Regions from separate parts of the Mus musculus genome. Here regions 2, 3, 4 and 5 are each linked to region 1. Evidence: chromatin loops called from intact Hi-C (ENCODE). Cell type or tissue: left cerebral cortex. All regions are shown on one strand. Region 1 holds the start of Slc1a4 (solute carrier family 1 (glutamate/neutral amino acid transporter), member 4). Region 2 holds the start of Spred2 (sprouty-related EVH1 domain containing 2). Region 3 holds the start of Rab1a (RAB1A, member RAS oncogene family). Region 4 overlaps Cep68 (centrosomal protein 68). Region 5 overlaps Gm39604 (a long non-coding RNA gene).

What was found. A loop is a pair of places that touch in the nucleus more often than their neighbours do. Peaks named below come from ENCODE experiments on the same cell type or tissue, not always from the same donor. Only the 100,000 strongest peaks of a DNase experiment are listed, where the experiment ranks them.
Region 2: a loop joins it to region 1, with 12 times the contacts of the local background. A loop is called at or near these places in 2 of 42 quality-filtered maps.
Region 3: it touches region 1 in a loop (3-fold over the local background); 9 of 42 quality-filtered maps call a loop at or near these places.
Region 4: a loop joins it to region 1, with 2.0 times the contacts of the local background. A loop is called at or near these places in 5 of 42 quality-filtered maps.
Region 5: it touches region 1 in a loop (3-fold over the local background); 15 of 42 quality-filtered maps call a loop at or near these places.

The regions. Positions count from the first base shown.
Region 1 is chr11:20,330,459-20,335,458 of GRCm38, reverse strand. Slc1a4 (solute carrier family 1 (glutamate/neutral amino acid transporter), member 4) reads left to right here and starts at 2,746. Exons shown (of 8, transcript NM_018861.3): 1 at 2,746-3,513. The coding sequence starts at 2,987. It also overlaps the pseudogene Gm12033. In left cerebral cortex, a CTCF peak has its summit at 2,142; DNase peaks (open chromatin) are centred at 2,601, 3,210, 3,863, 4,317 and 2 more places; H3K4me3 peaks cover 2,823 bases; H3K27ac peaks cover 1,681 bases.
Region 2 is chr11:19,923,415-19,928,414 of GRCm38, reverse strand. It overlaps Spred2 (sprouty-related EVH1 domain containing 2), which reads right to left and starts at 3,973. Exons shown (of 6, transcript NM_033523.4): 1 at 3,459-3,973. The coding sequence starts at 3,484. In left cerebral cortex, CTCF peaks have their summits at 2,863, 3,087 and 3,986; DNase peaks (open chromatin) are centred at 2,336, 2,759, 3,569, 4,145 and 2 more places; H3K4me3 peaks cover 3,327 bases; H3K27ac peaks cover 2,990 bases.
Region 3 is chr11:20,198,839-20,203,838 of GRCm38, reverse strand. It overlaps Rab1a (RAB1A, member RAS oncogene family), which reads right to left and starts at 2,427. Exons shown (of 6, transcript NM_008996.4): 1 at 2,187-2,427. The coding sequence starts at 2,209. In left cerebral cortex, CTCF peaks have their summits at 2,494 and 2,697; DNase peaks (open chromatin) are centred at 1,901 and 2,643; H3K4me3 peaks cover 2,490 bases; H3K27ac peaks cover 2,161 bases.
Region 4 is chr11:20,242,504-20,247,503 of GRCm38, reverse strand. All of the region lies in intron 1 of Cep68 (centrosomal protein 68), which reads left to right. Among named protein-coding and RNA genes, the nearest start is that of Cep68, 4.4 kb to the left of the region's middle. In left cerebral cortex, CTCF peaks have their summits at 2,395 and 4,113; DNase peaks (open chromatin) are centred at 399 and 641; H3K27ac peaks cover 337 bases.
Region 5 is chr11:20,260,533-20,265,532 of GRCm38, reverse strand. It overlaps Gm39604 (a long non-coding RNA gene), which reads right to left. Exons shown (of 3, transcript XR_872279.1): 3 at 2,344-2,843. Among named protein-coding and RNA genes, the nearest start is that of Gm39604, 8.5 kb to the right of the region's middle. In left cerebral cortex, CTCF peaks have their summits at 2,098 and 2,306 (motif pointing left); a DNase peak (open chromatin) is centred at 2,310.

The DNA of each region.
Region 1 (5,000 bases):
GTGGATGGCCCCTCTGGAAAGCTGTGGCGTGATGGCCGTGGGGCTGCCCAGAACATCATCCCTGCATCCACTGGTGCTGCCAAGGCTGTGGGCAAGGTCATCCCAGAGCTGAACGGGAAGCTCACTGGCATGGCCTTCCGTGTTCCTACCCCCAATGTGTCCGTCGTGGATCTGACGTGCCGCCTGGAGAAACCTGCCAAGTATGATGACATCAAGAAGGTGGTGAAGCAGGCATCTGAGGGCCCACTGAAGGGCATCTTGGGCTACACTGAGGACCAGGTTGTCTCCTGCGACTTCAACAGCAACTCCCACTCTTCCACCTTCGATGCCGGGGCTGGCATTGCTCTCAATGACAACTTTGTCAAGCTCATTTCCTGGTATGACAATGAATACGGCTACAGCAACAGGGTGGTGGACCTCATGGCCTACATGGCCTCCAAGGAGTAAGAAACCCTGGACCACCCACCCCAGCAAGGACACTGAGCAAGAGAGGCCCTATCCCAACTCGGCCCCCAACACTGAGCATCTCCCTCACAATTTCCATCCCAGACCCCCATAATAACAGGAGGGGCCTAGGGAGCCCTCCCTACTCTCTTGAATACCATCAATAAAGTTCGCTGCACCCAAAAAAAAAAAAAAAAAAAAAAAGAAGCCTTTAAAGCACTAGAGCTGGGCAGATGTCGCCCCTCTAAGCTATTTTGCCTACTTCCCTATCAATGACCCCGAGATATAACTTGCCACGTTCTGCCTAGGCTGCTCTTACTTGAACTGGCTAGCCTTTATGGCCATGTTTTCATGATTTACCTATCCCCTGGTGTCTCCTCTCTCCACCTTCTTTCCTCCCTCTCATGGTCCTGCCTCAGACCCCAAGCCCAGGAACTGAAACCTCACCTGCCTCTCTTCTGCCCAGCTATAGGCTGTCTGCATCTTTATTGACCAATCAGGGATAACTTGAGGGGCAAGGTTACATAGTATCACGTTGATGTACTGTGAGGATCTTCTAGTCCCCTAGGCAACAAGGGCCAGTATTTAGCATTACAATACATAGCAACAAACCAAATCTCTACATAGAGGCAGGGGAGATTCTGAGTTCAAGGCCTGCTTGGGCCACAAAGGAAGAATTTGTCAAGCACTAGCATGCAGTCAACAGCATGGCTAGTGGAAGTAGAGGAGAGAAAGGACATTTCAACATGAGTCATGGGGCTTAACAACAGATCAGACTAGAGAAAACTTAAACATGAAGGTTCACAGAGGCAGATCATAATGATAGCAGTAACAGGCTGGAGGAGACAATCACAAATCTGATTCGGAATATGCTGAGCTGAGATGCTGCAGAATGTCTGGGTGGAGCTGTAAAGCAGGCAATTGGAAACCCACTTCTGGAACATGACTTCAGTCTTTTGCATAAAAGCAGCAGCTTAGGAAAAAGGAGGCAGAGCTACCTGGAAATGAGGAACATGGGTCTGTAGGAATCATCCATCCTTGCACAGAGAGGTAAACCATGTTCTGGGAAACAAGATAAAAATATGTATAGGTCCTCATCTAATGAACACACCTCCCTCCCACCAATAAGCTCCTATTTCAACAAGCTGTACATGACAGCTAAATGGCTTCATGTAAGGAACTCTTTGCTGTCTCAACAATTGGACGTTTTACACCTCGACAGGACATATTGATTTGCACAGGTTTCTGTTATGGTATACTTCAAAATTACTTTACTTCACATTGTCTTCCTCTTTAACTCAGCTACACCTAACTAGGGCTTTCTTGGAGGTCTGGGGAGGTAGTTCTTTTCAAAAGCAGAATAGGGAAAAATAAATAAATAAATAAATAAATAACACAATAAACGACTGCCAAGGTTTCCCTTTTTATCTGCTGTGGCCCGGGAAGATAGTAAATAAATGGCATTTTTAAAAAATCCATTGAACCATCTTTCAGACTGGCCAAACACTTGACTGAACTGTTGGCGTGCCAAGTCTGGAGACCCGGAAGGGGGTGGTTAAAATCCCGCTTGTGTTTCAGCTTAAGTTACATGGCAGACACGCCACCGAAAGTGGTGGCGTTAGAGCTCTGTTTCTCTGGGAGAGTTTTACGTCTTCAGCCTGCACACACCAGGCTTCTCCCCAGAGTCCAATGGACTCGCCCCAGAGGGCGCTAGTGCACGCAGTGGCTCACCCTTGGCACTGTGCATAGTGCCACCCGGACTCGCTGGTCACCTAAGGGTAAAGCTCTGCTAGAGTCTTGTACGTGCACGCAATGAGACTTTCCCCCATCCACCCACTCCTTTGTCTCTGTACCAGGAAAGCCTACAGAGCCCTTAGAAGAAAGGATTTCCCGCAGGATGGAGGTTGGGTCGTTCCGGACTCCCTAGCGGAGGGCGGGCACCAACCTCCGAGGGCTCCCCTCCTCCACCAGCTGAGGAGAAGAACTGCCGAGGCGTTCCAGACGCTCCCCTCCCTCTCTCCCCGAGGCCTGGACAGTAGGACTGAAAGCTGCCAGGAGACAGGATTGGCCGATGGCCTCACGCCCCGTCGGGAGAGCCCAGCCTGCCTGTCTCTCACTCTCTTTGCTGTGCCTCCCGGAGGGTGGGAGAAGGGCGGGACCTGGGAAACGTCAGGGAGGTGGGGAACGGATATTCAGGGTTCTAATTGGTCGTAACATCGGAGGTGCGCCTACATGGGCGGGGCGAGCTCAAGCCCCGCCCTCCTTCCTAGGCTGCAGCCTCCAGCGTGCCTCCTGCGTTGCATCATCTCCAGCCTGCAGCGGCTCTGAAAGAAGGCTGGGCGCGGCGCGGTCTGCTCTGCCTGGGCTCCAACCCACAACCCACGTCTCTCTTTTATCTTTCTGAAAAGTGTTCCTGTAGGGACTCACAGAGCTCGGAAGCCGCAGCTGGCACAGGCCACTGTCTCCGCCTGATCCATTCATTCGAAACCGGTCTTTTCTCCAAGTTCCTTGAGTGTTACCGCTTAGAGCGGTGGGCAACGACATGGAGAAGAGCGGCGAGACCAACGGCTACCTCGACGGCACCCAGGCAGAGCCTGCGGCCGGGCCCCGAACGCCCGAGACGGCGATGGGCAAATCGCAGCGCTGTGCTAGCTTTTTTCGGCGCCACGCGCTGGTGCTGCTCACCGTGTCGGGAGTGTTGGTGGGTGCCGGCATGGGCGCGGCGCTGAGGGGGCTGCAGCTCACCCGCACCCAGATCACTTACCTGGCCTTCCCGGGCGAGATGCTGCTCCGCATGCTGCGCATGATCATCCTGCCGCTGGTGGTTTGCAGCCTGGTGTCGGGAGCCGCCTCCCTGGATGCCAGCTCCCTCGGGCGTCTGGGTGGCATCGCTGTTGCTTACTTCGGCCTCACCACGCTGAGCGCCTCGGCTCTCGCCGTTGCTCTGGCGTTCATCATCAAGCCAGGGGCGGGCGCGCAGACCCTCCAGTCCAGCAGCCTGGGGCTGGAGAACTCAGGGCCTCCTCCGGTCTCCAAAGAGACAGTGGACTCTTTCCTCGATTTACTCAGGTACTGCTCTCCACCCCGCCAAAGGCACGGCGGGAGACGCCACGTGCACTCATATCACCTAGAGTTAATTCAGTTACTGTTGGCCCTTAACACTAAATTTCATATTTACGTCTGGGCTACGTGCTGGCCACACCTTTAAAGACTGGAGGCCACAGCTTTTTGCTGGAACCGATTTTCCGTTAGGTGGGATGTTAAGTGTATACCTTCTCAGTTGTGCTTTACTCCTTACACTGGGCTCTCTCAGTTTTGTTTGTTTGTTTTGTTTCGTTTTTTTAATTGTTCCTGTTTTCTCCCCTACATCACCCCAAAGCTTCCAGGACATTGAGTGACTTTCACCAGAGGAGCTATCCAGCTTGTAGTCTGAGGTTTTCTCTGATTCAGCCTTTGGTCTGGAAGGAAGTTGGCAATTTTCAGCAGAATTATGGATGTGTCCAAGAATAATAAAACTGGAGTTAGTTATGTGGAGCCCGTTGCCCAGCTACGTGACTGCCTCTCAGGCTTAGGACAGGTTGTGGACGTTCTTGGTCAGGATCATGGGGCCTAGCGTTATTTCTTTGTAGAAAGCGGGGAGATCCAGAGAGTTGAGATACACACACCTTTCTTTGCTTGTTTTTTTTTTTTTTTTTTTTTTTTTTTTCTCCACTCAGGAGTTGTATTTCATCCCCTGGGATGATAGAGTGTAGTTTTCAAAGCTTCACCTCTCCATTTGAACTAATCCAAAGTTCACAGATGGGAAAACATTAGTCTGCAGGCGTTTACTAATGTAACCAGGTTCGTCTGAACGAGGAGTCCAGCTGGCTTGCCTTCCAGCTTTCTGAGCCTTAGTGGTATATTTTGTCTTGAGTCATTGGGCAAAGCTCCTCATTGCTGAGGTGGTGAAAACCAGAGAACTCTGGGCAAGTGACTTGTCTTTCTCCTGTCTCCATTTCTTCATGTGGAAAATGTGACAGCTGTCTTGCCACTTCAAGAGTTTGTTCATCTAAAACAAAACAAAAAACCGAGACATGGTATTGGACGGGGGGTGGGGGTGGGGGGGTGGGGGGGTGGGGGAATCTGCTGAAAAAGACCAAAAGTTCCTGCAAACAGAGCAAGTGGAGGTAGCCTACGGGAACTTCGATGGAACTGTAGGCTTTGGCGCCTGCCAGGTGGCCTGGTAGTCCAAGAGTCTTAAGGTTTGAGACATAACTGTAGATGTGTTCAGAGATAGAGAACTCTACTGAAGCCCAGAGTAGCTTTGGTTTGTTCTGTCCTCAGGGAGAGAAATATGGGGTTTCAGGGTTCTTTTTGTAGAGCCATCTGTGGCCCAAATGGGAGTATGATGTTCATCTGTGCCTCTCTATGGTAACACAGGAGCCTTAATGGTGTTCTTCCATCATTGAAAAAGGAACTGACCAGTAATTGGGGGTAGGAGGAGTGAGAACCACTTTATGGCCATCACCCCAAGAAAGGACTTACAACTTACTGTTTTATGGCCGTGGTTTTAGACC
Region 2 (5,000 bases), 410 kb after region 1:
GGAGTCTGAGGCTAGCCTGAGCTCATGGCACCCTGTCTCGAGAAAACAAAACTCAGGGCTCTGTTGGGGCGAGTGGATGGCTCAGCGGGTAAAGTACTTACCATGCAAACCCGATGACCTGAGTTTGGTTCCCAGAATCCACACAAAGGAGGAAAGAGTAACAACCTCACAAAGCTGTCCTCTGACAGGAGTGACATGGCACACATGTATACACACACACACACACACACACACACACACATGCAAATGTTAAACCTTTAAAAAGACAAAATGTCATATGGCTCAGCACTGCCTGTATTATATTAGGTTTGGTGTCCCATACTCGTTTCACCTTAATAAGTCCAACATCCAGTAATATTACTTTGAACCTCCATCCATAATCTAGGGGGGCAAATACAGAATCCTCATGCCCAAGTTTGTTTACCTTCACTTTAATTTGCTATGCTCCTCATACCTCATGACAATGAAGAAAAACCACGGCAACAAGAAACTCATCAATTTAGTACAATCAGAGTTCAAGGAATGACTTACAGAAACAACCAGGAGGCACAGAGGGCTACAGCCATAGTGAAAGGTGCCCGACTAGCTTCGTGAGACCGGGCTCACAAGACTGGCCACCACCGTTTAGATACTAGCTAGGAGCACAGGGTTCTTCCTGACCTGGGCTGTTGAGTGAATTCTCCACGTTGGAGACTAAAGGGATAGTCTCGGACAAACTACTTAAACTCTCCTCAGGTTCCCCAAAAGGGAGATAACATGGTGAGTTCTACATATTCCACTGCTACAGGCATCCCATGAAGACACTCCAGAAGGCAGTGGAAGAAAGCACACTTGTCATTCCAGCACTCAGGAACCTGAGACAGGAGGATCCCTCTAAGTTAGAGTCCAGCCTGGTCTACATAAAAAAGCTAGCCAGGGGATTTATGGTGAGGCCCTATCTAGACAAGAACAAAAATATAACTCCCCCAAAAGCCAATTCAACAGTGGTAAAGACACCAGGGCTCTCTAACCCTCTGAAACTAGAACCCATCTTTAAGACCTACTGTCTCAACAGAATTCTTTCGTTTTTTTGTTTGGTTTTTGTTGTTGTTGTTGTTTGTTTGTTTTTTTGTTTTTTCGAAACAGGGTTTCTCTGTGTAGCTCTGGCTGTCCTGGAACTCACTCTGTAGACAAGGCTGGCTTTGAACTCAGAAATCGGCCTGCCTCTGCCTCCCAAGTGCTGGGGTTAAAGGAATTCTTTACCCAACCTGAGCTCAAACTCATGACATCCCTCCTGCCTCAGTCTCCAGCTGCTGGGATAACAGGTGTGAGCCACCAACTTCAGCTTCTACAAGCCTTCTGATCACAGTCAAATTGATCTCTCTCCCCAGGACTGGAATGAGGAAGTATTCCCTTAACACTGGTGTCCTCACCTGGAATCCTTTCGTCTAGGCTAGCAAATGGGGGAAGGCACAAGGCTGACTGGCCACTGGAAAACAGCACAAGCCGACTGCACCCCCAGTGGAAGAAGCCAGGAACCTTAATGCACACTGGGCAAAGCTCTCCAAGAACCCCCATCAGCACAGGTACTGTTCACTGCCCCCAAGGCTACTCCTAAGTGCAAGTACAGACAAGGACCCAGAAAAAGAACTGTTTATTGGCCAAGTTTCAAAAGGGGAGGGCCTAGCAGATAATCCTTCCCTCTATATTTCAGCATTAAAACTCTCAACTTTCTTCCCCTATTTTATGATTTCAATGACAGGTATAGTAAGGCAAAATAAGATGTCTAAAACAGCCCAAAGCATGCTGTGAGACTTGCACAGCAGGTGGGAACCTCTCCAGGGACAGGTGTCTTGACAGATTAGGGTTACTGCTGTCAAAGTTCCCTGGGGACACACCGAAGGAAATTCCCTTTGCAGAACATCAGCTTCCTTCCACTCAGTCTGACAATGAATGCCACAGGATAAAAGGCCATTTAAAAACAATCGAGGGCTGGGCCGCAGCTCAGTAATGGAGCTCTTGCTTGTCTGGCTGTGGCAGGCCCTGGGTGCGAACTCCAGACCGAAGACAAAGGAAAAGAAGGGAGATTTCTTAGAGTGGTACACAGGATTTTGCCACCTGCTACAAGAGCTCTTTAAGCCGCCCAGTGGCCCAGTCCTGAGTCACTTCCCCTCTCTGCACTCTAGAGTGTCAATGCTCACGGGGGAAGGGGGTGGGGTGGACACACAAAAGCAAAAGACCCAGGGTTTGGGAGCTAGTCTCCAGCCACTCCCGCTCCACCTCTCCAGGTCCCCCTCCCCTCAGCGTCCCCGAGACTGCGGACCCATTCTGGAGTCCAAGCAGGCGCCGCTGCTACCTTGGCTAATGGCAGCACTGAATGAAAGGAGCCGAGGCAGGCTCAGGATTTATGAATGTGCAAGGGAGGAGGGATATCATGTGACAATAAAGGAGAACGTCTTATTCACAAAAAAAAAAAAAAAAAAAAAAAAAAAAGTGGTGAGCGAATACAGCCACTGAACAGCAGTCTCAGAGCCGGGCACGGCTAGGACCCCTGGCTAAGTACCCGCTGGGGCCCACGGGCAGCCCCGCCCCCAGCTCCCCGAGAGGGAAACGCCTCGAACACTACTAGAGCGGAGATCCAAACCTAAGTGCGACTTAGGCGGGAAGCAGCTGCCACTTGGCCCAGAGACGGTGACAAGCCCGGGTCTCCCCGAGGGGCGAGCACAAGCACCTCTGACTAAGCACCGAGAGCTTTGTTCCCCTCGGGCCTGCGGGCCGGGCACACGCACGGGCACGCGCTCTCCCTCACATACATGCCAGGAGCGCGCTTCCCCGCACGCTCTCCCGCCCTCGCTGCACACGCTTCGGATCCGCCCCCAGTGCTGCCCCGACACCGCGGGGCGCGTGTGCCGGCCCACACGCGCGTGCACACACTCACGCGCGCCGGGACTCGGCAGGCTGCTCCCGCGCTCTGGCCGCTGCGAGGACCCGGGCGCACTGACCCTGTGCCGAGCCCGACTGGCCCTCCCCCAACTCCTCCGTGTTTTTATGAATGAAAATGTGGTATGCAAATGAGAGCGATTCAAGAAAACGAAATGGCGGAGCCCGGGCCCCAGAGGGCTCCGGAGAGGGCTATGGGAGGGCAGCAGTGCCAGGAGTCACAAAGTCACCATGCACACAGACCCATCGACCCCGGGATGCCCCGCGTGGAGGGCGTCAGAGCTTCCGCTCCCGCAGCCCGAGGACCGCCCCGAGGTCATTTGCGCGCCCTTGGCCCGGGCTGCGACCTGGACTTGCAGACCCCAGGCGGTTTCTGCCGTCTCCCCCAGCCAAGTCAAGAGCCTCGCGCATAGCCCCGACAGCTCAGCCAGCGGCTGCACCCCAGGCCAAGTTCCTCCGACGAGTCCCCTCCTGCGTCCTTGGCGGCGGCCCCCACACCACCCCTCCGGGCACCCGCGTCCCACCCGCGGCTAACTTACTCGTCCGGGTGTGTTTCTTCGGTCATTTTCTTGTTCACCTAGACGCCTGTCCCGCGGCATGCAGCCTGGCTCCCTTCATCTTCCTGTGCGCTCGCCCCCCTTCTTCACATCTCCGACATCTCCTGATTTGGTGGTGGAGGGGGGGAGCTAGAGATGAAGGGGGCGCCGAGGCAGGCGGGGAAATGGAGAGCCCCGAGATCAGGGCGAGGTCTGGGAAGGGGCACACCAGGCAGCGGACGCCGTGGGCCGGCCGGGCACGGCCCCGGGGCTCTGAGGGGGTGCAGAGGCGAGATTTGGGAAGGGGACCCGGAGGGGGAGAGCAGCAGAAAAACAAGCACGCTCCGGGCGGCGGGCGGGCAGTCGGCTGCGCTGGGGCCGGGCCGGGGTCGCCCCCGGGGACCGGGCCAATCAGGGTTCCGGGTAGTGCTCGGCGGCCGGGGGAGATGCGCCTGGGAGGCGGTGCAGGGCGCCCCGTCCGAGCCCCATCTCGCCACTCCACCGATTTACTCCATATTGGATTCTCAGCGCCGCCAACAGGAGGAGGAAGTAGGGCGGAAGCGATGACGTCTTCCCAGCGGCCAGAGGTGGTGGAGTGCAAAAAGCTTCCTACTTGCGACCAAAATAAAAGAGAGAGAGGAGAGAGAGAGGAAAAAAACACACTCACAAAACACTTTGTCCCGCCTACTGAGCGTGCCCCTCTTCTACTCCCCCTCCCGCTAGCTTCCAGTCAGGGAGGAGCCTCGGAACAGCATGGTTGGCACTGCGTTTGTCAGGATCCGAATCCTTGTCTCCGGTGCTCCGGGTTTTAGGAAGCCCAAGAGGGAGGAGGCGGGAGCCGAAGACAAGAGCACATCTGGCTCCCGTTTTGTCCCTCCCTCCTTCCAAACCTTCGGATTAAAAATCAAGGGGGGAGGTGGCGGAGGGCGGAGATGGGGAGGAGTTTAGATGTTGCCAGAGAGTTTGGGTTTGGAGAAACACTGCGGGGTGGGGGTTGGGGGCAGTGCAGGTGGCCTCCGCTGGCCTCCACACGATGGGATTACTGTCATGCAACACCATGCCCACCTAGAGCGGGCATATTTTTAAAAATATGTACGCAGAAAACAAAAGGCAAACAGCCATAAAACTTTGGCATTGCAGGCAGAGATGAAGTTTAAAGGTAACACCAAAGTAAATTATCCAGTCTGTGAATAACGTTTCTTGTCTCCAGCTCTTAGAAGTCTACTCTTAGTTTACTGGGTCACAGATTACTACCTTTGATGGGGTTTGGCCAAAGAGAGACCCAGGAACTCATTACTCCACCCCCGACCCGTCTTCCCTTCCCTTCCCTTCCCTTCCCTTCCCTTCCCTTCCCTTCCCTTCCCTTCCCTTCCCTTCCCTTCCCTTCCCTTCCCTTTCCTTCCCTTCCCTTCCTTTTTCTCTCTTTCTTTCTTTCTCTCTCTCTCTCTCTCTCTCTCTCTCTCTCCCTCTCTCTCTCCCTCCCTCCCTCCCTCCCTCCCTCCCCCCCCCTCTCTCTCTCTTTCTTTCCTTCCTTCTTTCTTTTTG
Region 3 (5,000 bases), 130 kb after region 1:
ATACTACTTTATAAAAAGAGAAACAACGTCTGAGTAACATCAAATTTTTGTTGCTTAGTTAAATCTCTTACAGTATTAAAAAATAAACACATAACATGGGCTGGAGAGATCAAGTAGTAGTTAAGAATATGTATTGTTCTTGCAGAAAACTCTAGTTCCATTCCTAGCATCCACATCAGCTGGTCACAAGTACTCTTAACTCCAGCTCCAGGAGGTGTCTCTAACCTCAGCAGTCCTCAATCTGTAAGTGGCAACCCCTTTGGGTGTCAAAGGACCCTTTCACAGGGGTCACATACCAGATATCCTATATCAGCTGTTTACATTACAATTCATACAGTATCGAAATTACAGTTATGAAGTAGCAATGAAAATGTTATGGATAGGGGTCGCCACAACATGAAGAATTGCATTGAAAGGTCGTAGCATTAGGAAATTTGAGAAGCATAATAAAAATACTTAAATACACACCTAACAAATATAGGAATCTCCTCAAATAGAACAGGAATTTCAAATAGAAATTAGAAACCTTCCTAATATAACAAATTCATCTTCTTTTTGGTTTCCACAAAAATCTAATTAGGACCCCCAATTCAACTTTGCTTAACTAAACTAATTTTGCCCTGGGAGAGGGGCTGCAAACACAGCACCTGTGTCTCCATGTGAACTGTTCCCAACTTTTTCAAGTACAGAAGCCTGGCCAAGCACATAGCTCTGTGGATACAGTGCCTATCTGAGTTCAATCCCTGAAGCCACAAAGGAAGAATAAGCTCCCAAAAGTTGTCCCCTGACCTCTGAAGCAAGCAAGGTGACACCTGTGCACCTGCAATCACAGGCATCACACACACAATAAAAAAAAGTATGTAAAATTCTACCAAGATACTAAGACCTCTGCTTAACACAAACGGAAAAACCATTTCAGTATTAAACCAGTCTTAGAAAACCTGAACTTAGAATGTCTTTTGCAAGAGTCATGTGACACGCACATGACAAGTCAGCCGAGCTGATGGTTGGACCTTTCATGGGGGCACACTTAGCGGTAACTGACCAAAGCAACAAATAAAGCCCAGCTTTTACGGCAATAGTGATTTCTCTTATTAAAAACCAACAAAAATCCCTCTCCCTTAAAGATTTCTGACACTAAAGTATAATAAAAATGGCATCTCTTAAAGTTATTTTCATATATGGAAACCATAGGAGAATTTTGGGTTCAAAGAGAGAGCCTAACAATGTCTATCCAAGAAAGGAGAAGCGCAGTTCCCATGAAAGGTGCCAGGTGTGTCACATCTGCTACAGTGACTTCTTGAGTAAGCAAGAAAAAGGAATGCATTAACTTTTCATGACACGTCATGGAACCTCATTTCCTATCTACAGGCATTCAAGCAGGTAATCTAAAACCTACATACAACTCTATCATCAAAGGCCCCATTAGTTTCTTTTCAAAACTGTCTGCAAACTTGTACTTTAACTTGGTGGTACCAGGAAGACATTTCTAGTTTATTTTTAGTTCAGTTTTGTTCTTCTTTTTCTTCTTCTTAACCTACTGGAGACAAAAGGTGACTGGGAGACTCATGTCTCCCCTAAACCAAAAATTTCACAAATGTCCAGGATTTTGTAAGGGTCACGTCTCACAAGTCTCACAGAACTCTCCCAGGAGACAAGCCCAAAAGAAAACTAAACATTATAAATAGCTCCTCACCATCTCCTCATCCCCCTCAAGCCCACGCAGTCCCAAGAAGCATCCATATTACCTAAAACCCAACAGGGAGAGAGCTCTAACAAGCTCGGGATTTACAAGTAAAGCCGACGCTGACAGCTCCGCAGAGCCGGCGCAGGGTCTGACAGTGCCCTCTAGCAGAGCTCTCCCACCTACCTCCCCTTAAAACCAAGTCCTCCTCCAGCCGTCACTGCCTCCAGAGACGCGCCCCTCCTGGCTACTGTCCGAGGCCCTCTCCCCAACGCCCAGCCGCGGCACCTAGCTCCCCGCCGGCTGCGGTCGGGACCCGGCCCGCAGGCCCGACCCCTCCCCGCTGCGCTGCGGCCCTCGGCCTTCAGACAATGGGGCCCTCAGGCTGCTCCGTCTCCTTCGCCCGGCCGACCTTCCCGGCGCTGCGCAGCGAACCTCCCGGCGGCCCTCACCCCCGGCCGGCCGCTCTCACCCCGGCCCGCCCCGGCTCTCCTGCACTCACTATTCGGGATTCATGCTGGACATGTCACTGCAGCTGCCGCCGCCGCCGCCGCCACCACCGCCCTTGCTGACGCAGCCGCCGCCCCAACTCTCCGCGCCACAGGTAATGGAAAGGGAGGAATGAGCTAAGCTGTTCCGGTAGAGCAAACGTCGACCCCACTCCGACCCTTAGAACACAATCAGCAGCCGCCGCCACTCAGTGATCGCTTCCACCCAAAATGGCCGCCGGCGAACCAGGAACTGGGGAAGCCTAGGCCAAGGGGCCTGGCGCGGCCCAGAGGGCGGCAGCGTCGCGGGGCACGCTGGGAAAGAGAGTCATGAGCACACCGCGCGCTGGGCAGCCCGACCGGGCCGAGGGCTGTCTGCACTCAGCTTCCCACTAGGCCCCGCGCCCTGAACGCATGCGCACTTTCGAGCTTGTAGCCCGCCCCGTCCCGATTCCCTCACCCCCACACCCCGCCCTTCCTGCTCCCCTCCCCGCTGGCCTGCTGGCTAGGACTTCGCTCGGACTCCCCCTAGCGGATTGGCTAAGGCCGACCGGGCTGTGTTGATGTCATCAGTGAGACGTGGCAGCAGGGCGAGTCGGTGCCCCATCGGGAGGGGAGGAGGAAGGAACTCGGCGGAGGGCGGTGCCGCAGCAGAGGGGGAGGGGGCTCCCAGGAAGCCTGGGACAGTGAGGAGGGGTGGAGACAGCTTGACGAGCTCTGCTCAGGCAAGACCACAGGGGCCATCACCATCAGGGTCTGAGGCTGCTCTAAGGACAGCAGGAAACTCAAGCGGCCTCTGTAGACCTTGCGCTTTCTCACTCACCCGACTCCTTCTCTAATTTTTTTTTTTTTTTTTTTACCGTTTTACTCTAGCAACTTGATGTTGCAATAGCTGCAAATGGACCCTGTTCTAGTCTCTCTTCTGCTCACACAGCCAGATTTCCCTGTCTGAAACTGCTCCTCCATCTCGACCTCCAACCTTTAACATTGTGCTGTTGAGACACAGGCTAAAGTCAGCCTTAACCAGTCTTCTCCTCCTACTTGAGGCCTAGACTTAAAAGTTGAATTGTTTTCCGGGATAGGGTTGGGTTGGGTTGGGTTGTTAAGTTTTGTTTTTGTTTTTTTTGAGGGGGGGGGGTTGCAGTTGCTTTTGCTGCTCTTTGTTTTTTATTAGTACTAATTCTGTGTCCGTCTGCACAACTGGGCAGTAATAAGTATTTTTTTTTAAGCCATGAAACTCTTCAGTACGGACTCCAGAACTAATATTAATACATTTTTTTAGACCTAATGGTGTCAACTTTAATCAGCTCAGGAATTTAAATCTCCGCTAAACTTTAACGCATTATCTTGCGTTATTTATTACAAAGGGCATAGTATAATACACTGACCAAAGTTTATCTTCCAACTTGTTCTAAGCAAGAATATTATCTCCTGGGGCCAACTGTAGATTTACTTTTAATTTCTGAATTTCTGTGACATCAAAATATGCAAAAGAGGCTGTTCTCATGACTAACCATATACTCAGAACATATTTACACATCCCTCTGGCGTTCCTCCGTGTGTCCTGACAGCCTCATCAGACCACACATACATAGTTTTGGGAGTTTTCTTGTTATTGTCTGGGTTTTGGTTTTTGGTTTTCTGAGGCAGAGTTTCTCTGTGTAGCCCTAGCTGTCCTGGAACTCCCTCTGTAGACCAGGCTGGCCTCGAACTCAGTGTTTCCCTGGCCTCTGCCTCCTGGGTTCTTTTCCATACTAACTTCTGAAATGACCCTAGATGGAGGTTTACAGCCCTGGACCCTAAAGCCCACCATACTTCCTCTTATCATTTCACAGAATAAAAACTCTGAAGTGTCCTAAACTCAATTTTTCAAGCAAAAATTTTGTTGTTATTGTTGTTTTGTTTTGTCTTAGGATTTATCATGTAAGCCAGACATAGCATGCCTTTGACCCCAGCCCTCAGGAGGCAGAGATGGGTGCTTCTCTGTGAGTTTGAAACCAGCCTGGTCTACATAGCAAGTTCCAGAACAGAGCTACATAGTGAACCTCTGTCCCAACACCCACCCCAAATCTGTCATTTAATTTTATGTATGAGTGTCTCTTGCCTGTGTGTGTATGTGTGTGTGTGGTGTGCCATGCATGTGCCTCTTGGCCTCAAAGCCCAGAATAGGGCATTTGATACTCTGAAACGTGAGTTATAGTTGGTTATGCTGGGTTCTGGGAACTGAAAACAGGTCCTCAGCAAGAACAAAAAGTGTCCTTACCAGAGAAGCCATCTCTCCAGCCCTAGCTGGGGTTTTATTACTGATATTTTAATATAGACTTAAACATAAAGATTAAGGAAGAAAGCAGACACTCAGAAAGAAAAACACTATGGAGTGCACTACCCCCATACATACAGATACTACCACCAAAACTCCATTTTTTAAATCTCTGTCTCTTTGGAGATAAATTTGCTCCACTTTCATTGACTATTTCATTTCCCAACAAATTATCTTCTAGTAACCTTTAACCTAGCTGACAAACAGAACAATGTGAAGTATATGTAACAGTTCTTCCTTGACACCCCAAAGCCTGACTGTACCTGTGTATGTGGAGGACAGAAAAATTCATATCTTAGTTACTGTGCTACAGTAAGAAAATAAATGAGCGGCTGTCGTGACTGTGGAGTAATGAGTGCCCGCTTCCTACACCCCTACTGCATCAAGGGTGTTATTGAGATTAAGATTCCTTCTCGGGCTGGTGAGATGGCTCAGTGGTTAAGAGCGCCGACTGCTCTTCCAAAGGTCCTGAGTTCAAATCCCAGCAACCACATGGTGGCTCACAACC
Region 4 (5,000 bases), 88 kb after region 1:
TCTGTCCCTCACTATAGCTCTCCTCAGGAATCCCCATCATGTGAAACAGTTATTTTGTGTGGAGGTCAGAGGCAGCATACTGCATGTGGTGGGGAGAGGGCAGTTTGTGAGAACGTGTCTCCTTTCTTCAATCTGTGACCACAGTTTTCCTGATATCCACCCTGCTTGAAGCTAGCCTCAGAGCCAGCTCAAGTCTGTCTTCTCTTTTGTCATTACGGACTTCACTGTTGCCGTCCTGCCTAGCGTGACCTCCACTGTGACACTCCAGAAGCCTTGAAGCTCCAAGCCCTGCTGGGCTCCATCTTCCCACTCGCTCCCTTCCTCTTTCTTGCTTACTAGACATGATCTGCTGCTGGGTATTTATGGCATTTCTCGCTACCTGTGAGTCCTGTGACGTTTCATTGTTGAGGCCCCAAACTGAAAGGGGCATCCCTGCCAGTACAGGTGGCTGTCAGTGGCCATGGGTACACAGACAGCACTTGTCAGAACAGAAATGTTGACAGTTGGGATGCATGCATTTGTTTCCAAGGGAGTTGCTACTTAAAGAATCACACGGGAATTTTTTGTTGTTCAGAGATTTGCTCCTTGGTGAATCATGCATCTATTTGAATGAGTTAGACAGAAGTGAAAGTGCCCCCCCTCCCCAACTTGCCAGTCCTCTCCCATTTGCTCTAAACAGGAATGTGTGGGAAGAAGGCAGGCAGCTGGGATGAGCTTGCTTGAGGGTGACTCAACAGATACCAGGAAAGGTCAGGTGTCCCCTGCTGTTAACATATACACAGTGCTGAACATGGTGATAGCTGATGGGTCAAGTAGCCTTTGCAGGCTCTGAGAACTACCTGAGAGGTTTGAGGGTGAGTTTGTGGTGCTCCCTGGAAGATGCTAGAGGATAAGTAGTCCCTTGAGTAGCAGTTCTGTGCTCTTTCTCATAAAGAGGAGCAGGGTGCAGCGTTTACTTTTTATGCTGGCAATGACTAAACATGGTACATCTGTAAAGGAAAGCTGCATGTGTGGACTGGGGCCTACTCAAGAGAGGTGGTACAAGCATCTGGAAAGGCAGGGCTACCCAAGCCCTTTGGAACCCAAAGTGTTGCATTATGGGTCCCAAATGCCAGCTCCTGTGGAGCTGCAAGAGTTGGTGTTTGCTCTCCTGCGCTTGGTCTTGCTTTGATCGTACTCTTTGCTATCACTGCATTCTTCCCTGTGGGGATGGGAGTGTATATCCTAAACACTCGATGCTGCAAGTATGTAACTTTGGTTTTTTATTGTATAGGAGCTTACACATCAGAGATTTATTGAGTTTCAGAAGAGACTTAGTGGTGGCTATGCTTTTTTTATATGTATATGAGTGTTTTGGCTGTATGTATATCTATGTATGTACCACATGCGAGTCTGATGCCTGAGGAGGCCAGAATAGATAATCAGATCCCTAAAACTGGCATTTCAGGTGGTTGTGAGCCACGATGTAGATGCTGGGAATCAAACCTGGGTCCTCTGGTAGAGTAGTCAGTGCTCTTCACCTCAGAGCCGTCTCTCTAGCCCCCTGCAGTTACATGTTTAATCAGTATTGGATCTGTTAAAGTGTGAGTTTTCTTTTTTATGTTGGACTGAACGTGTTTTCCATTAGTTATCTTGCAATGAACCTATTAGTGGGTGGGGGACAAAAGAAGGAAGGCCATGACTTGACAGTGGTTAAGTGTGTTTGGGTATGGAGTTATGGTTATTATTGTCAGCCCGACAGGATATGGAATCATGTAGGAAACAGTTTTCTGGTGTATCTATACGGATTGTTAGACTTGGTTAATTGAGGTGGGTACCACCCTACCTGTGGCTGGGGCCCCAGAATGGATGATGAGGAAGAATGTGAGCACTGTCTCTCAAGCAGGCATCACTTCATGCGATACTGCACATGCAGTGTCACCAGCAGCCATGGGTCCCCTTCCAGGATTTCCCCGTGGTGGCAGACTGCATTCTTGAACTGTGAGCCAAAGTAAACCGCAGCATCATAGTCACTTTTACAGAGCGGCAAGACGACAGTGCAGGATAGACTGTGATTTAGTAGGCAGATTCATAATCAGATTGTAAACAATTCGATTCTCTGAACTGGGAGAGTAACCACATATATTCTATCTTTAGAAGTACTATTTCAGTGGAAATCCCCAAGTTTCAGGCCTTTCTAAAAAGAAAAACTTTTATTACATTTACTTATGTGTTATGGGTGCGAATGCTCATTTAAAAAGAAACACATTTTTATTACATGTCTTTTCATGCAGCCAGATTCTCCTCCCTTCCCGAATCGTGTGCGTGCTAAGGAGTCAAGTCCAGAACCCGGCTCTTGATGAACCAAACAAGGATCAGTAAGAACACACCACACACACAAGTAGTCCGTGCAGTTTGTTAAGGAGCCACAAGGTGAGGATGTGGCTCCATGAAAATCTCTCATCAGAACTCGCCGCTCCCTCTCCCGGTCCTCGCCCACCCTCTTTGGCTCTGGGTGCCTTTGGACTTGTGCTCTTACTGATCCTTGTTTGGTTCATCAAGAGCTGGGTCCTAGACTTGGCTCCTTAGCACGCAGACGACTGTAGATGTGAGGTGTGAGAGGGGTCCAGCTTCATGTGTCTCCCCGTTGACAGCCAGAGTGGATTCAGTGCATCTGGCTGGGGAGGCAGACACCCCTGTCTTCTTCACTCCCCTGTGTGTCCATCCTGGCTGGGTGTAGAGGGCCTGTGCACACAGATACACACTGGAGAAGGCAGGACAGTGAAGCACACAGCTTACCTCTTCAGTGGAGTGAGGTGTGTGTAGCAGCTCTGCCTAGAATGCCAGGAGTGATGGAGTTTCAGAGCCTGGTGATCCCTTGCTGTCTTCCAGACCCTTCCCCCTAAATCTTGAGCATTGCTTTCAGCCGTAAAGCCCATTCTTATGCGTGATATCACTTGTGCATTACAACAGCCTAAGTGACTTCTCAGTTATCTTAGAGCCAGGCCAGTCCCGACACCCACAGCCATTATCTTTACCTCAGTCATTCTCCCTAAACCCTTATCCTGGGCACTGTTTCTGAGGCAACAAGAACCCAGCTTACTGCTGAAGCCATATGGACTTTGTAAAGAGCTTCAGTGTGAGCCTTCCTTAAGCTGTGCTGCATTCAGGGGCTGAAGTTAATTGTTACCAGGAAACTTTGTTTCCAAAATTGTGCTGTGCTTAAATATACCTAAAGTAAAATGATGTGGGGCAGACTCTAGAAGTCCTAGTCCAGTGCCAGTTATAATAAAACTGAGTGATCCGGTTTCATTCTAACCTCACCCTTCTTGGCTTTTTTGGTTTTTTTTGTTTTTGTTTTCTTTTTTCCTGCTTGCTATAAAGCCTGTGGGGAAATCAATACAGTTGAAGGGAATAACTTTCCTTAACAGAGGACTGGTCACTAATCAAGGATATACCAGGAGCTATACTGCCCTTAGATCTCCAGACGAGCTCTGAGATTCTAGGTTCAATCCCTAGTGCTGTTTTGGGGTATTTCCTGGGGGGGGGGGCTTCTTTTGAGGTGGGGAGAGACAAGGTTTGGAATACTATGTCTTGCCCTGTTCAGCACTTTTAAAGTATAGGTGTGGAAAGAAACTTGTGTTTGTGTATGTATCAAGTGATAGGAGTCACACAAAAACTAATACTGCTTGCCTGTGTTTGTGGGACTGTTCAGTGGGAAATACTTGGCTTGTTATGTGAAAGGTTAGGCACTGTTCCTAACAGAAAACAGGTGGGGTCGAATTAGCCCTGAAGGGTCTGACGCTTACAAGAGTGAGCTGGCTGCATTTAAAATGCATGCTTTTCTCTGAAGTCCTGTCAGAATGGCCTGAGCCACACGTGCCCAGTTAAGGGGGAGCAGGAATTTCATATTCTACCTGAGTTGCATTTCCTAGTGTGAAAGCCAAACAGGATGAGCCTGAGGAGGCCACTTCTACCTGCCTTGTCAGCTTCTAGTCTCTGAGGAAAATGAGGCTGTTCCTGTCCAGGTTTTAGTTTTGAGGTTAGTCCCAGTGCAGGTGACTGCACACACTCCGTGCGCACTGTTGCCTTGTACCCACGTGCATGCCCTTCAGGCTAGATCTCCTCCTGTCGGCCCCCCAGTGGCAGGAGGAGCACTGGCTGGCCTGTTGAGGCCAGCCTGCTTTCCCTCTGTTGTGTGGAGCTCCTGTTCTGTAGCTCCTCCCTCACCAGTCTGCCTGGGCTGCTCTGCTTTCTCACATGAACTCACCCCATTATCACCCGGCTTTCTACGGCACACACCACAGCAGCCTGAGAAGGGGCGCTGATCTGTTTCTGGTCATTGGTCAGAGAATGGGAAGCCCCATCCAGTCTATAGTCTGGTTGTCTCCTCCCACCAAAAATAGTTCGAAGCATCCTCCTGAGCCCAGTGAGGTCCTAGGCTACCTGAACTTGCTATCCTCTGGGGTAGAAAGGACAGACCCAGACTCAGGATGCTAACCAACAAGCCATTGGCTGAAGAGAACCACTATGGGGGCTGTGCCTGGCAAAGACCAGCTGGACATCTTAATGAGGTTGAGGTAAAGAGGTGACGACACACACGGGGCCCAAGCCTTTTCCTGAACTGCACCTGTAGAGCTGCACTCAAAAGCATCTCAGGCCAGCCAGGGTCAGGGTGTTAGTCACACCCATTAGCCTGCACTTACCTTCTTTGTGTGCTTCCTGTCCCTTCAGCTTCCAGGCAAGGAAGATGGCCTTGGGGTGTGGTCTTCCTCCCAGATCAGCTGGCTTATACATTTTTTTCTTCTGCTGCCTTTTTTTTTTTTTTTTTTTTTTGCAGCACAGGCTGCCCAAGTCTTTTGCTTGGTTACACCTGTCCTGACTCTTGGGAGACAATACCACAACTACAGAGGACAGAGTCATACTTGGGCATTCCCTTTGAAAGCGTCTGGGGCTGAGGACGAGTCAGACCTTGGTACGTGGCCATGGAAATGGTCACTATTCCTTTGGCCAGAAAAGTG
Region 5 (5,000 bases), 70 kb after region 1:
ATTCAAATGGATTGGTCAGTCAGCCACCTTAGTGGTAAGGCTGTTGGTGTCTTATCAGCAGTGGCTCTTTGAGGTCGAGCTGAATTGTCAGCCTCTGCTGTATCTTATTTATGGACAGCCTGGACAGTCTGTAACTGTCTTTGATAACATTCCTTAACTAATTTGATGTTTTTATTAGGATCCTGACTGGTTTTGCAAACTGAAAGGATATTAATTTGCATTTTCCACTACTGTAACAGATCTCTTCCCCATAAGTTTATGGCTATATCGGCCATCTATGACTTTAATTTTCCTATTTGACTTTCAGGTCCTATATACTAAATCATTTGCTTTATTTGGAATAAAGCTCCAACTCCTTGAAATTGGATGTCTACTTCTTGAAGTGGCTAACCTATAGACTAAAATTTTGGAGTGATAATGTGACATCTGCTTCATTGTTAACCATTCCTTTAATTTCAATATTGTTTACTAATATTCTTAGCTTGGGCCTTTGATCCTCTATTGAAGTTTGTCAAAATATTTGGTTTTGGCCCCTTTTTAGCTTTTTAAATTGTCTATAGAATTTGACTCCACCTTGTTATCTGGTCTCACAATGTCTGTTTTCAGAGCAGTAGAGTTTAATTGTCCCGAGAAAGAAAACTCTCCCTGTTTAGCATTGGGGCCTGCAAGAGCCCCACCCCCACTCCCAGGAGACTTTTGGTAAAATGTTGCCCCATTTGTCTGTTGTTGCTCTACATTCCCTAGTCCTACGGCCTTTGCCATATCTTTTACATATTCCAGGAGGCATAGACTCCCTTTGGGATTAATCTGTTTTTCTCTGTAGTTTATCTTGAAATGACCCTGCTCACCACAATTAAAACATTTGAAATTTTGGGTCGTCTCAAGGACTCTAGTGGCAGCTTCTCTTATTAAGGTCCTATCAGGCAAACGAGGCCCAACATCAGCAGTATATCTAATCCACTCCATCCATCGATGCTGACCTTGCCCTCAGTGGTCTGATTATTTCTTTGCATTCAGCATTCACATTTTCAAAAGCCAAAGACTCGATTGGTGCCTCTCTTGCTGATGGATCCCATATACTTCTTTCTATAGCAGAAGTCAACCTTTGTAAAAAGTCAGGGAATGTTTTCTTTGGACCTTGTATGACTTGGTTCAAGAAAATGGTTCAAGCCATTTCCCTGTTTCTGTGACCTTGTCCCAGGTCTTTAAGGCCGCCAAGCAACAAAACATCAAGGTTTCTTCATCATATTCAGCCTGAACCTCAGCAAAGCCACCCTCACCAAGCAGTTGATCTCTAGAAACATTGTTACTTCTGGTTTTATTTTGTCCTGTTATCTCGTTCACCTCTTCTCTCCACCATGAGAACCATTTGTAAATGTGACCCAGGTTTTAATATTGTTCTTGCCATATCATCCCAGTCTTGAGGGTGGGGGTGGTCTATGTTTAATAGACCAAGAAGTCAGGATTTGATTTTAAAACAGTGAATGCATTCTAAAATTAGTGACATGTTCCTTAAATTTTCTCAGTTCTAACATATCTATGGGTTGTCATTCAAATTCCTGATAATTCTGTGGATGGTTATCATCTGTAGGTCTTTGTTGTATACTCACCAGATAAACCAAAGTTTGCTTTTCAACAACTTTTTGGTTGGCTTTCTCTAATTTTATCTTCTGTCCCCACCTGAGTATTTTCCCTAACTAATATTGTAAGTTCCTCCCATAAGGTCTGTGCCCATGTTTCCTATCTCTCCTTGTGTTGCTCCTCCTGCTCAGTAAGTTCCTGTATTCTCTGTTCAGGTTCTGCTTCCACATTTTAGTTGTTTCTTTATATTGTAATTCTGATACTCTGATGTCTGTTTTATTTTGATTCATTTTAAAAGATTCTCCTCCAAGCCTTGTTTCTAATCTTCATTATTTTCTCTCTGCCACTCAGTCTGATCTGTGAGCTCTCCCATCTTTTGTTCTAGTGTCTTCTCCAGCTCCTGTCTCCAAACTTCATTTTCCTCTCTGTTGCTTATCATTACCTATTAATTCCTGTACCTTTAGTCTAGTCAAGTCTTAAACTTATCCCTTTCTTGGTCAGTCTCAGTCTCAGCTATGAATGTGTATATATATATATATGTATATATACATATACATATATGTATGTGTGCATATATATATATATGTATATATACATATACATATATGTATGTGTGCATATATATATATATATATATATATATATATATATATATTCAGTTTATAATACTTATTACCTAATCTGGAGCTTCTTGTATCTTTGTCTCCCTCTGGTGTTCAACTCAGGATACTGTAGTTCTCTCTAATTCTTTATTTGAAGGGAGGGGCTCACTGTAGAGAGACCAGCAGCTTTTTCTGGTTTTGTCTCTGTCTTAGGTTATGTCCAGCAGTATGCGTGTCAGTCTCAGGTAGTCTGTAGTGTAAGAGCGGGTCTGACTGTCCCACGTCCTGTTTAGACGTGGAGGATATAGGAAATCAAGCACAAGAAGGATTGCTCAGCGGAGAGTCCCAGATAGAGCCTATTACATCTGTGAGAAGGCTTTGTGAAGTTAACTGTCAGTTTTTTAGTTGTTGATCTTTAGTTGTGAAGGCTGTTTTACAGGCAGTCATAACCCAGGGTCCTTGGTCTTTCTTTAGGCTTGGGGAACCCTGTGTTGTGGCACTGTAAGTCCCAGCTCATGGTTGGGGAGCTGTCTCTGGGTGCTGTGGTTTGCTTGGGGCTTGGGAGGGAGCCTCTCCGTAGCTCTCTGTAGAACCCTTAGTTGAATTCTAAGTCTCACATTGGGCGCCAATTTGTTGCTGAAATTTCCAACCCCAATATGCCTGTATAAAAAACACACAATCGAGTTATTATAATTCTAAGCTATAAGCCTAAATTAGTCATATCTAATACTATACCAACTTCTTCTGCAGCCATAAGTCCCCTTGCTACTTGCCATTTCTCCTAGCCACATGCTTCTGCTCCATAATGGCTTCCCCCTCCTCTTCTTCAGTCCTCTCTCCTTCTCCTCACATCTCATCTCTTCTCTACCTGCCCCCACTCTCAAAACCCATCTTTCCCCTCCACTGCCCAATCACAGGCTCTAGCTTTTATTGACCAGTTAAAATGGGGAGAAGGTTCACATGAGATCACCTGGGTAAGTGACCAACTGCTTGTCGAAAACAGCAGTTTTGAAGAAACAAAATTAACACCAGAATACAAACAACATCAAGACAACCCACAACATCTGTAGCTTAGAGTTTTCAAAACCTACTTTTAATAAGGGTTCATACATGTTTTAATCTCCCTTCTAGCTCACCACCCACTAGAGGTAGTGGAAAGGGAAGGCTAATAGAGCAAAGGAGGATGTGGGCTTCTTTAGAAATAGTTCCTTAGAACAAATCCAATCTGTCTTTTCGGGATATCAGCAGTTCAGTTCACACACATCAGCAATGGCAGCTCAATCTACCTGCAAACACTATTCATGAATCAGTAATGGCAGGTCAATCCACAAGAAACCACAAGGCTCTGGCAAGAAGATGCAGTGTCTTAGTCAGGGTTTCTATTCCTGCACAGGCATCATGGCCAAGAAGCTGGGGAGGAAAGGGTTTATTCCGCTTACACTTCCATACTGCTGTTCATCAACAAAGGAAGTCAGGACTGGAACTCGAGCAGGTCAGAAAGCAGGAGCTGATGCAGAGGCCATGGAGAGATGTTCCTTACTGGCTTGCTTCCCCTGGCTTGCTCAGCTTTCTTTTCTTTTCTTTTCTTTTCTTTTTTGTTTGTTTCGAGACAGGGTTTCTCTTGTAGCCCTGGCTGTCCTGGAACTCACTCTGTAGACCAGGTTGGCCTCAAACTCAGAAATCTGCCTGCCTCTGCATCCCAAGTGCTGGGATTAAAGGCATGTGCCACTACGCCTGGCCCTCAGCTTGCTTTCTTATAGAACCCAAGACTACCAGCCCAGGGATGGTGCCACCCACAAAGGGGTCCTCTCCACTTGATCACTAATTGAGAAAATGCCTGACAGCTGGATCTCATGGAGGCATTTCCCCAACTGAAGCTCCTTTCTCTGTGATAACTCCAGCTGTGTCAAGTTGACACACAAAACCAGCCAGTACATCCAGGAATATCACTACAAGTTTTTGGTGCCTTTCTCTCTAAAAAGTCACAACAAAGGATGACCAGCAAAAAATGGTGAGGCATACTAATACTGCTCAGAATCATCAGCAAAGACCAGAATCCACAAAGCCCAACGATGATGCGAACAAATGGCAAGGCATACCAATACCATCCAGCATCGTCTAGCAAAACATCACATGCCCCAGGCTCCCTCCAAAGGAACACCACATGTCTATTGTTAGCAAAACATCCTCCCATGTGTCTGCTTCAGCAAAAACATCCTCTCATAAGACAGTTTCCAGAAAAACATCACATGACACAATTGAGTCTCCAAGAAAACCAGAAATTTCCACTTCAGACATCAAATTCCTTTACCTGCTGAGCCATCTCACTAACCCAAGAGATATCAGATCCATAAAGTGGACTCTACCAAACCATACTGCCTCTTAGGATTCTCATCTGCTCTCATTTGCACACTGGATGTTATAAAGGGGCTCTGGTTGCTGCCGGTTTCATCCACCTGCAGAAATGGCTTCGTGGTATCATGCCCTGGAGGTCAGTGGACTCCCCTCTTTCCCCACAACCATAATCTCACTTTGACCCTGCCTCCTATCTCATATAAAGTGGGGAGGGGAGATCTGTATAGAGTTATTAATTTTAAAATGTTTACATTTATTTTATTTGGTTTTTGTGGAGAGTTTTTTGGGCTGCTTGGCAGGAATTTGACATTGGGCCAGGACAAAGAAGTGGGCTTCAGGCAGGAATCTGACATTAGGCCACGACAAGGAAGTAAGCTCAGGCGGGAATCTAATTTTAGGCTAGAACAAAAAAGTAGACTTCAGGCAGGAATATGACTTGGGCCAGGACTGGGAAGTAGGCTC